Regions from separate parts of the Homo sapiens genome. Here region 2 is linked to region 1. Evidence: chromatin contacts called from ENCODE Hi-C or POLR2A ChIA-PET data. All regions are on one chromosome and are shown on one strand. Each heading gives the region's core, a stretch centred on a gene start or an enhancer-like site at or near the end of the contact. The rest is flanking DNA. Distances are from core to core; before and after follow the strand shown. Region 1 holds the start of ZNF626 (zinc finger protein 626). Region 2 holds the start of ZNF486 (zinc finger protein 486).

The links. Hi-C counts contacts between places; a loop is a spot of excess contacts on that map. ChIA-PET counts read pairs that join two places held with the same protein, here RNA polymerase II (POLR2A). Pooled maps may share reads with other maps.
Region 2: a loop to region 1 is called in a map of CD4-positive, alpha-beta memory T cell, with 7 times the contacts of the local background. The contact joins the promoter of ZNF486 here to the promoter of ZNF626 in region 1. A Hi-C loop is called at or near these places in 1 of 168 maps with a recorded cell type or tissue (CD4-positive, alpha-beta memory T cell), 2 of 37 single-sample maps with no recorded cell type and 15 of 50 pooled maps. POLR2A ChIA-PET finds 5 or more read pairs at or near these places in 6 of 52 experiments (CD4-positive, alpha-beta T cell, CD4-positive, alpha-beta memory T cell, WTC11 and 2 more).

The regions. Positions count from the first base shown.
Region 1 is chr19:20,658,955-20,663,307 of GRCh38, reverse strand. It overlaps ZNF626 (zinc finger protein 626), which reads left to right and starts at 1,737. Exons shown (of 4, transcript NM_001076675.3): 1 at 1,737-1,864. The coding sequence starts at 1,862. RefSeq lists a silencer at 1,543-1,612.
Region 2 is chr19:20,165,586-20,169,604 of GRCh38, reverse strand. ZNF486 (zinc finger protein 486) reads right to left here and starts at 2,391. Exons shown (of 4, transcript NM_052852.4): 1 at 2,245-2,391. The coding sequence starts at 2,274. All of the region lies in intron 5 of LOC105372310 (a long non-coding RNA gene), which reads left to right. RefSeq lists an enhancer at 868-1,809.

The sequences.
Region 1 (4,353 bases), core at 488-2,987:
AAAGAACATCAGAGTTTGAAGACCACCTTGCCAAAATAAGGCATGCAGACAAGATTAAACAAAAATGAATAAAAAGGAACAAATGAAGCCTTTGAGAAATATGTTCTGTGCAGGAAACACATGAGGGGAGAAGAAAAGACACGCACACAATACCTTTAAGGGTAAACAAGCTTTATCCCAGGTAAATGGCAATGCATATATAATAAGCAAATTGATATAATAAGAGCATTGCAATGGGAAGGGGAGAAGAGAAAAAATATATATCTTTACACTCACCAGACTATGGAGGATTCATCAGCAGACCAGGAAGCAACAGCCTGGGCTCCAGAGTCGGCCACCCATCCCTGTACAGACAAGGAGAGGTCTTTGGAGCTTTGGTGCAGTCTGGGATCCTAGCTCTTTTTGTAACAAGTTGTTTGGCATGAGGCCCAGTTGCAACTGGGCTCTTTGCAACTGGGCTCAAGGAACACAAAAAAGTCAACTTGTTTTTTTTGCGATTGGCTATTGTTTTTCAATAACTAACGTATAGGAATAGATTAAAATAGAGATTTCTCCAAAACAATCTGTGCCCAGTTCTCTTTGCCCAGCTTGGCCTCAGTCCCATTCAGCCAGAAGATGGCAGCTGCGCTGACAGCCAGGCCCCCAGAAGTCCTGCCTCTTCACTGCGCTGTGACTGTGCCCTGGCCTGGAGCCCACTTTGGGCAGCTCTGCACCTGCAGCATGGCGTCTCTCCCAGATTGTGCAGGGACCAGGGGAAGGTCGGCAGGTGAATGCCTCAAGGGGCTCACATAACCTGTTCCAGGACTTGGTGACCATTGTTTGTGTCCATGTTCAACTGAGTTCAAATTTAATATTTAACTTTTCCTCCACAAATTCCCCTGTCTTGATGAATCATCTCTGTCTAGGCAAGATGAAGCCCTTAGGCCGTTACACAACCTCCGCCTCCTGGGTTCAAGCGATTCCCCTGCTTCAGCCGCCGTAGCACCTGGGACTACAGGTGTGTACCACCACACCTGGCTAATTTTTTGTGTTTTTACTAGAGATGAGATTCAACATGTTGGCCAGGCTGGTCTTGAACTCCTGACCTGAAGTGATCCACCCACTTTGGCCTCCCAAAGTGCTTGGATTACAAGCGTGCACCAGCGGACTGGCCCTAAATGATTTCTTTGTCTCTTGTAACAGTTTGAAATTACTTAAAGGTTGTTTCAAATTGAAAAAATAAAAAGAATGTAGATAAAAATAAAATATAAAAAGTTAAAAAATTACATTAGATTACAAAATATGTATGTAAATCTCGAGAGGTCAAAAATGACAAATTTGATTTTTTATAAGGTTTTATCAAAATTACCTTTAGTATTGATAATACATTATTGCCAAAGTAAAAGTTGATTTTCTCTTGAACAAAAATTTTATGTATTATTAATATGAGAGCAAAATACTTCTGTTCACCTTTTGAATACATTCAAAAAGAGAGAGAGTAAAGAAAAGATAGAATTCTCCCATGCTCTGGGGTGGGCCTGGCTCAGCTCAGGAAGGAAGCCCTGCCTGAAAAGGCTGCAGCTTAGGCTGTCACTCTTTCTTCACTCAGCTCAGCGTCTGATCACATCTACTGTCACTCAGGGCCTCAGGGGGCGGGGCCTTAAGCATTATCCAATCAGGGATGGTGGGCTGGAAACCATCCAATCAGGAACGCAGCTGGAGCGAAGAGGACGGTTTCCGGGTTTGGTGCGGCCTTTGTCTCTCGCTGCAGTCAGAGCTCCAGGTCTGGTTCTTCTCCTAAAGGCCCAGGCTGTGTGGCCCCGTGTCCTGCAGGTATTGGGAGATCCACAGCTAAGACACCGGGACCTCCTGGAAGCCAAAAATGGTGAGAGTGAGGGTCCGACATCCCGAGAGAGGAGAGGGACTGGTTGGAACCGGTGAAAAGTGGCTGTGGCGGGACTCAGGCCTCCCCGCAGTCAGCTCCACAGTCTGCTCCCCCAGTTCTCCTTGCTCAGCTCGGCCTCAGTCCTGTTCAGCCATAAAATGGCAGCTGCGCTGACAGCCGGCACCCGGGCGTCTTGTCTCTTCACTGCGCGGTGACTACCCTGGCCTGGAGCCCTCTCTGGGCAGCTCTGCACCCGCAGCGTGGCGTCTCTCCCAGATTGTGCAGGGACCAGGGGAGGGTGGGCAGGGGAGAATCCTGACTCGGGGTGCGGGTTCATGAATGGGAAGAGCTTTGTTCCTTTGGGTTTACAGTTTCTCTTTTCTCCTATTAAAAATGTATGGGGCCGGACGCTGTGGCTCACGCCTGTAATCCCAACGTTTTGGGAGGCCGAGGCGGGCGGATCACTTGAGGTAAAGAGGTGTTAGGACAACTAAGTTCCTTTTAAATGACTCAACTTTCTGGTCATAAGTTGTAAAAGTTGTAAATCAACCCTACCTCTTCTTCTACCCCCTTTTCCTTTTCTCGCAAATCGCGCATTTACTTTATTTGGAAAAAGTTTGGGTCTAAGCTTACCAGGATCAGCTTAGATTGTGCGGTCTGATCCCAGCCAATAGGGGATGGAAACAAAAACAGGAACTGCATTAGGGTTCAAAACCCCTTTCTTGCTGGGCGCGGTGGCTCAAGCCTGTAATCCCAGCACTTCGGAGGCCGAGGCAGGTGGATCACGTGGTCAGGAGTTCTAGACCAGCCTGGCCAACGTGGTGAAACCCGTCTCTACTAAAAATACGAAAACTATCGGCGTGTTGGCACGTGCCTGTAGTACCAGCCACTTGGGAGGCTGAGGCACGAGAATTGCTTGAACCCGGGAGGCGGAAGTTGCAGTGAGCTGAGATCCAATCATCGCGCTCCAGCCTGCGTGACAAAGCGAGACTCCGGCTCAAAAAAAAGAAAAAAAAAGTAAGCATCTTAAAAATTCCTTTATGTAAACATTGTGAGTAATTTCACTGGAGTTTCTAACACTTAGTTTCAAAAACCAAGTGAATAACTGATGTGGACATTAAAGCTTGAACCTAGTGACTCCAAGCTAAGGCTAATATTAAGCCTGCAACAGGGTATTTTTTTTTTTTTTTTTTTTTTTTTAGACACAGTGTCGCTTGTGGTGCCCAGGCTGGAATGTAATGGCGTGATCTCGGCTTACTGGGTTCAAGCGATTCTCCTACCTCAGCCCCACCAGTAGCTGGGATTACAGGCATGCACCATCACGCCCGGCTAATTTTGGTGTTTAGTAGAGACGGGTTTTCTCCATGTTTGTCAGGCTGGTCTTGAACTCTCTGCCTCAGACCCGCTTCGGCCTCCCAAAGTGCTGGCATTATCGGTGTGAGCCACCGCACCCGGCCAACAGGAGGTTATTAAAGGCCCTGTTATTTTTTTCTGGGGAGTCTCCCTTGCGGATATCTCAAGACTGCTCACCCCAGCCACGGAAGGAGCCTTCATTCTGAAAGAAGCTACAAAGCCTTGGAAAGCTGGGGCCCCACAGGCAGATGCAGTCAAGATTAAGATGAAAGGAAACTGGGAGGGTCTTACTGGTAATGAAGTTGTTATGGTTTTGAGGCACTTTTTACGCTTTCTAAAATAAGAATATTAGATTTATGTAAAAAAAAAATGAATTCCTAAGAAGTATTGCAACAGGAAGAAGTACCAGCTAACTAAAAAATCTTCATGGGTTGCAAAAATGTAGGCAGAAAAGGGCTTTTCTCCTACATTGGAGATGGCTTATCTCCATCCCTCACTAGCCTGAGGGATGGAGATAAACTTAAGTAAAGTTTGATTAAGAAATATTTTAGGCTGAGCGCCATGGCTCAGGCATGTAATCCCAGCAGTTTGGGAGGCCTAGGCGGACGGATCACCGCAAGTCAGGAGCTTGAGACCAGCCTGGTCAACATGGTGATAACCCTGTGTCTACTAAAAATACAAAAATTAGCTGGTAGTTGTGGTGGCCACCTGTAATGCCAGCTACTTGGGAGGCTGAGGCAGGAGAATTGCTTGAACCATGGAGACAGAGGTTGCAGTGAGCTGAGACGGTGCCAAGGCACTCCAGCCTGGGTGGCCGAGCGAGACTCCATCTCAAAAAAAAAAAATTATTTTGACCACTGAAGACAAATTCAGCTGAATTTCTTAATGAGAAAAAGGAGAAAATGTACAGAGTGTGTGTCTGGCTGTGTGATAGGTAAGAAAAGAGAGCACCATCTAAGTCATAATGAGAAAGGCGTTTCTTTCCGTATACTGTTCCTGGAGCACACAAAAGGTGGAGAATTTTATTAATCACAAATATTTTCCAGGATTTTCTATGTGTTTCATCTTTCCCCATCTCTTTGTTCTATGCATTTCTTCCATTTGGCTTTTCCTGGGCTGCATCTTTTATATGAAAC
Region 2 (4,019 bases), core at 1,142-3,641, 490 kb after region 1:
AATAGCTTTATTATCAGTAAGACCCTCCCAGTTTCCTTTCACCTTAATCTTAACTACCTGTGGGGCTCCAGCTTTCCAGGGCTCCGTAGCTTCTCTCAGGATAAAGGCTCCTTCCATGGGTGGGGTGAGCAGGCTGGGACATCTGCAGGCGAGGCTCCCCAGAAAAAACTAACTAGGCCTTTAATAACCTCCTGTTGGCCGGGCGCGGTGGCGCAAGCATGTAATCCCAGCACTTTGGGAGGCCAAGGCGGATGGATCACCTGAGGTTGGGAGTTAGAGACCAGCCTGACCAACATGGAGAAACCCCTAGTAAACACACATAATTAGCCGGGCGTGACGGCGCGTGCCTGCAATCCCAGTAACTCCAGAGGCTGAGGTAGGAAAATCCCTTGAACCCAGGAGGTAGAGGATGCGGTGAGCCGAGATCATACCATTGCACTCCAGACTGGGTAATAAGAGCTAAACTCCATGTCAAAATAAAAAAAATGTAGTAACCCCACCACTTCGGGAGGCTGAGGTAGGCGGATCACAAGGTCAGGAGTTCGACACCAGCCTGGCCAATATGGTGAAACCCCGTCTCTGCTAAAAATACAAAAATTAGCCGGGCGTGGTGGCGAGTGCCTGTAGTCCCAGCTACTTGGGAGGCTGAGGCAGGAGAACTGCTTGAACCCCGGAGGCGGAGGTTGCAGTGAGCCGAGATCGCGCCACTGCACTCCAGCCTGGGCCACAAAGCAAGACTGTCTCAAAAAAAAAAAATTTTTTTTAACCCCCTCCTTTTGCAGACTTCATATTAGCCTTAGCTTGGAATTACTAGGTTCAAGCTTTAATTTCCATGTCAGTGTTATTCACTTGGTTTTTGAAACTAAGTGTTTGAAAAATCCAGTGAAATTACTCAAACAGTGTTTACATAAAGGAAGAAAATTTTAAGATTCTTACTTTTTTTTTTTTTTGAGACGGAGTTTCGCTGTTGTTGCCCAGGCTGGAGTGCAATGGCACGATCTCGGCTCACCGCAACCTCCTCCTCCCGGGTTCAAGCAACTCTCCTGCCTCAGCCTCCCGAGTAGCTGGGATTACAGGCATGCGCCACCAAGCCCAGCTAATTTTGTATTTTTAATAGAGACAGGGTTTCTCCATGTTAGTCAGGCCGGTCTCGAACTCCCGAACTCAGGTGATCCGCCTGCCTTGGCCTCCCAAAGTGCTGGGATTACAGGCGTGAGCCACTGCGCCTGGCCCTTCTTTTGTGTGTGTGAAGGAGTCTTGCTCTGTCACGCACACTTAAGTACGATGGCGCGGTCTCAGCTCACTGCAACCTCCGCCTCCTGGGTTCAACCAATTCTCGTGCCTCAGCCTCCCAAGTAGCTGGGATTACAGGTGCCTGCCACCACACCTGGCTAATTTTTGTATTTTTAGTAGAGACGGGGTTCACGGTGTTGGCCAGGATGGTCTAGAACTCCTGACCACAAGATCCTCCCGCCTAGGTCTCTCAAAATGCTGGGATTACAGGCGTGAGCCACCGCGCCCGACCAGGAATGGGTTTTTAACCCCAACGTAGTTTTTGTTTTTGTGTCCTTCCCCTATTGGCTGGGGTCAGACCGCACAATCTAAGCTGATCCCGGTTGGCTTAGACCCAAACTTTTTCCAAATAGGATAAACGAGCGATTTGCGAGAAAAGGAAAAGGGAGAAAAAGGGGTAGGGTTGTTTTACAACTTTTACAACTTCTGATCAGGAAGTTGAGTCTTTGAAGAGGAATTTAGTTGTCCTAGCAACCCTTTACCTCAAGTGATCCGCCAGCCTTCGCCTCCCAAAATGCTGGGATTACAGACGTCAACCACCGCGCCCGGCCCCATAAATTTTTAACAAAAGAAAAGAGAAACTGTGAACCCCACGGACCAAAGCTCTTCCGAATCGTGAACCCGCACCCCGAGTCAAGATTCTCCCCTGATGACCTTCTCGTGGTTCCCGCACCATCTGGGAGAGACCCGAAGCTGCGGGTGGAGAGCTGCTGCACAGAGAGGGCGCCAGGCCAGGGCACGGTCACTGCGCAGGGAAGAGACAGGACGCCCCGGGACCGGCTGTCAGCGCAGCCACCATCTTATGGCTGAAGGGGACTGAGGCCGAGCTGGGTAAGGAGAAGTCCGGACGCAGATTGTGGAGCTGACTACGGGGAGGCCTGAGTCCCTCCACAGCCACTTCCCATCAACCAGTCCCTCCCCTCTCTCAGGATGTCCAATGGGCACTCTCACCATTTCTAGGCTTCTAAGGGGTCCCGGCATCTTGGCTGTGGATCTCCCAATACCTACAGGACACAGGGCCACAGAGGGTGGGCCTCTAGGAGCAGAGGACACAGAGTAGCGAAGAGGCGACCTAGAGCTCCAGATGCAGCGAGAGACAAAGGCCGCGCCAAACCCGGAAGCCGTCCTCTTTGCTCCAGCTGCCTGCCTGATTGGACGGTTTCCAGCCCAGCGTCTCTGATTGGATAATGCTTAAGGCCCCGCCCACTCAGTCCCTGAGTGACAGAGGATGTGATCAGATGCTGGGCTGAGTGATGAAAGAGTAACAGCCTAAGCTGCAGCCTTTTCAGGCAGGGCTTCCTCCCTGAGCTGAGCCAGGCCCACCCTAGAGCAAGGGAAAATTCTATCTCTTTTTTACTCTCTCTCTTTTTGCATGTATTCAAAAGGTGAACAGAAGTATTTTGCTGTCATATTAATAATACATAAAATTTTTGTTAGAAAATCAACTTTTACTTTGGTAATAGTGTATTATCAATACTAAAGCTAATTTTAATAAAACCTTATATATAAATCAGATTTGTCACTTTTGACCTCTCGAGATTTACACATATATTTCATAATCACTTGTAATTTTTTTAACTTTTTATATTTTATCTACATTCTTTTTTTCAATTTGAAACAACCTTTAAGTAATTTCAAATTGTTACAGGAAATAGAAATCATTTAGAACCAGGCGCAGTGGCTCACGCCTCTAATTCCAGCACTTTGGGAGGCCAAGGTGGGCGGATAACTTGAGTCAGGAGTTCAAGACCAGCCTGGCCAACATGGTGAAACCCCATTTCTACTAAAAATACAAAAAATTATCTGGGTGTGCTGGTGTGCACTTGTAGTCCCAGCTACTCCGGAGGCTGAGGCAAGAGAATCGCTTGAACCCAGGAGGCGGAGGTTGTGTAACAGCCCAAGGGTTTTACCTTGCCTTTTGTCTAGACAGAGCTGATTCATAAAGACAGGCCTTTTGCCTAGACAGAGCCCATTCATCAAGACAGGGGAATTTGTGGAGGAAAAGTTAAATATTAATTTTGAAATAAATTGAACACAGACACAAACAATGGTCACCAAGTCTCAGAACCGGTTGTGTGACCCCCTTGAGGCATTCATTGAGGCATTCATGTAGTGTCATTTCAGAGAAATCTCTGTTTCAATCTATTCCTATATGTTAGTTATTGAAAAACAAGATAACGTTTTTGTGTTCCTTGAGCCCAGTCGCAAAGGGCCCTAGTGACTGGGCCTCATGCCAAACATTTCAGCTCCATCAGGTCATTTATGTTCCTCTCCAAACTGTTTATTCTAGTTAGCAGTTCCTCTAACCTTTTATCAAGGTTCTTAGCTTCTTCAAATTGGGTTCGAACATGTTTCTTTAGCTCAGCAGAGTTTGTTATTAACCATCTTCTGAGGCCTACTTCTGTGAATTCATGCATCTCATCCTCTTATGTTCCTCTCCAAACTGGTTATTCTAGTTAGCAGTTCCTCTAACCTTTTATCAAGGTTCTTAGCTTCTTCAAATTGGGTTCAAACATGTTTCTTTAGCTCAGCAGAGTTTGTTATTAACCGTCTTCTGAAGCCTACTTCTGTGAATTCATGCATCTCATCCTCTTATGTTCCTCTCCAAACTGGTTATTCTAGTTAACAGTTCCTCTAACCTTTTATCGAGGTTCTTAGCTTCTTCAAATTGGGTTTGAACATGTTTCTTTAGCTCAGCAGAGTTTGTTATTAACCATCTTCTGAAG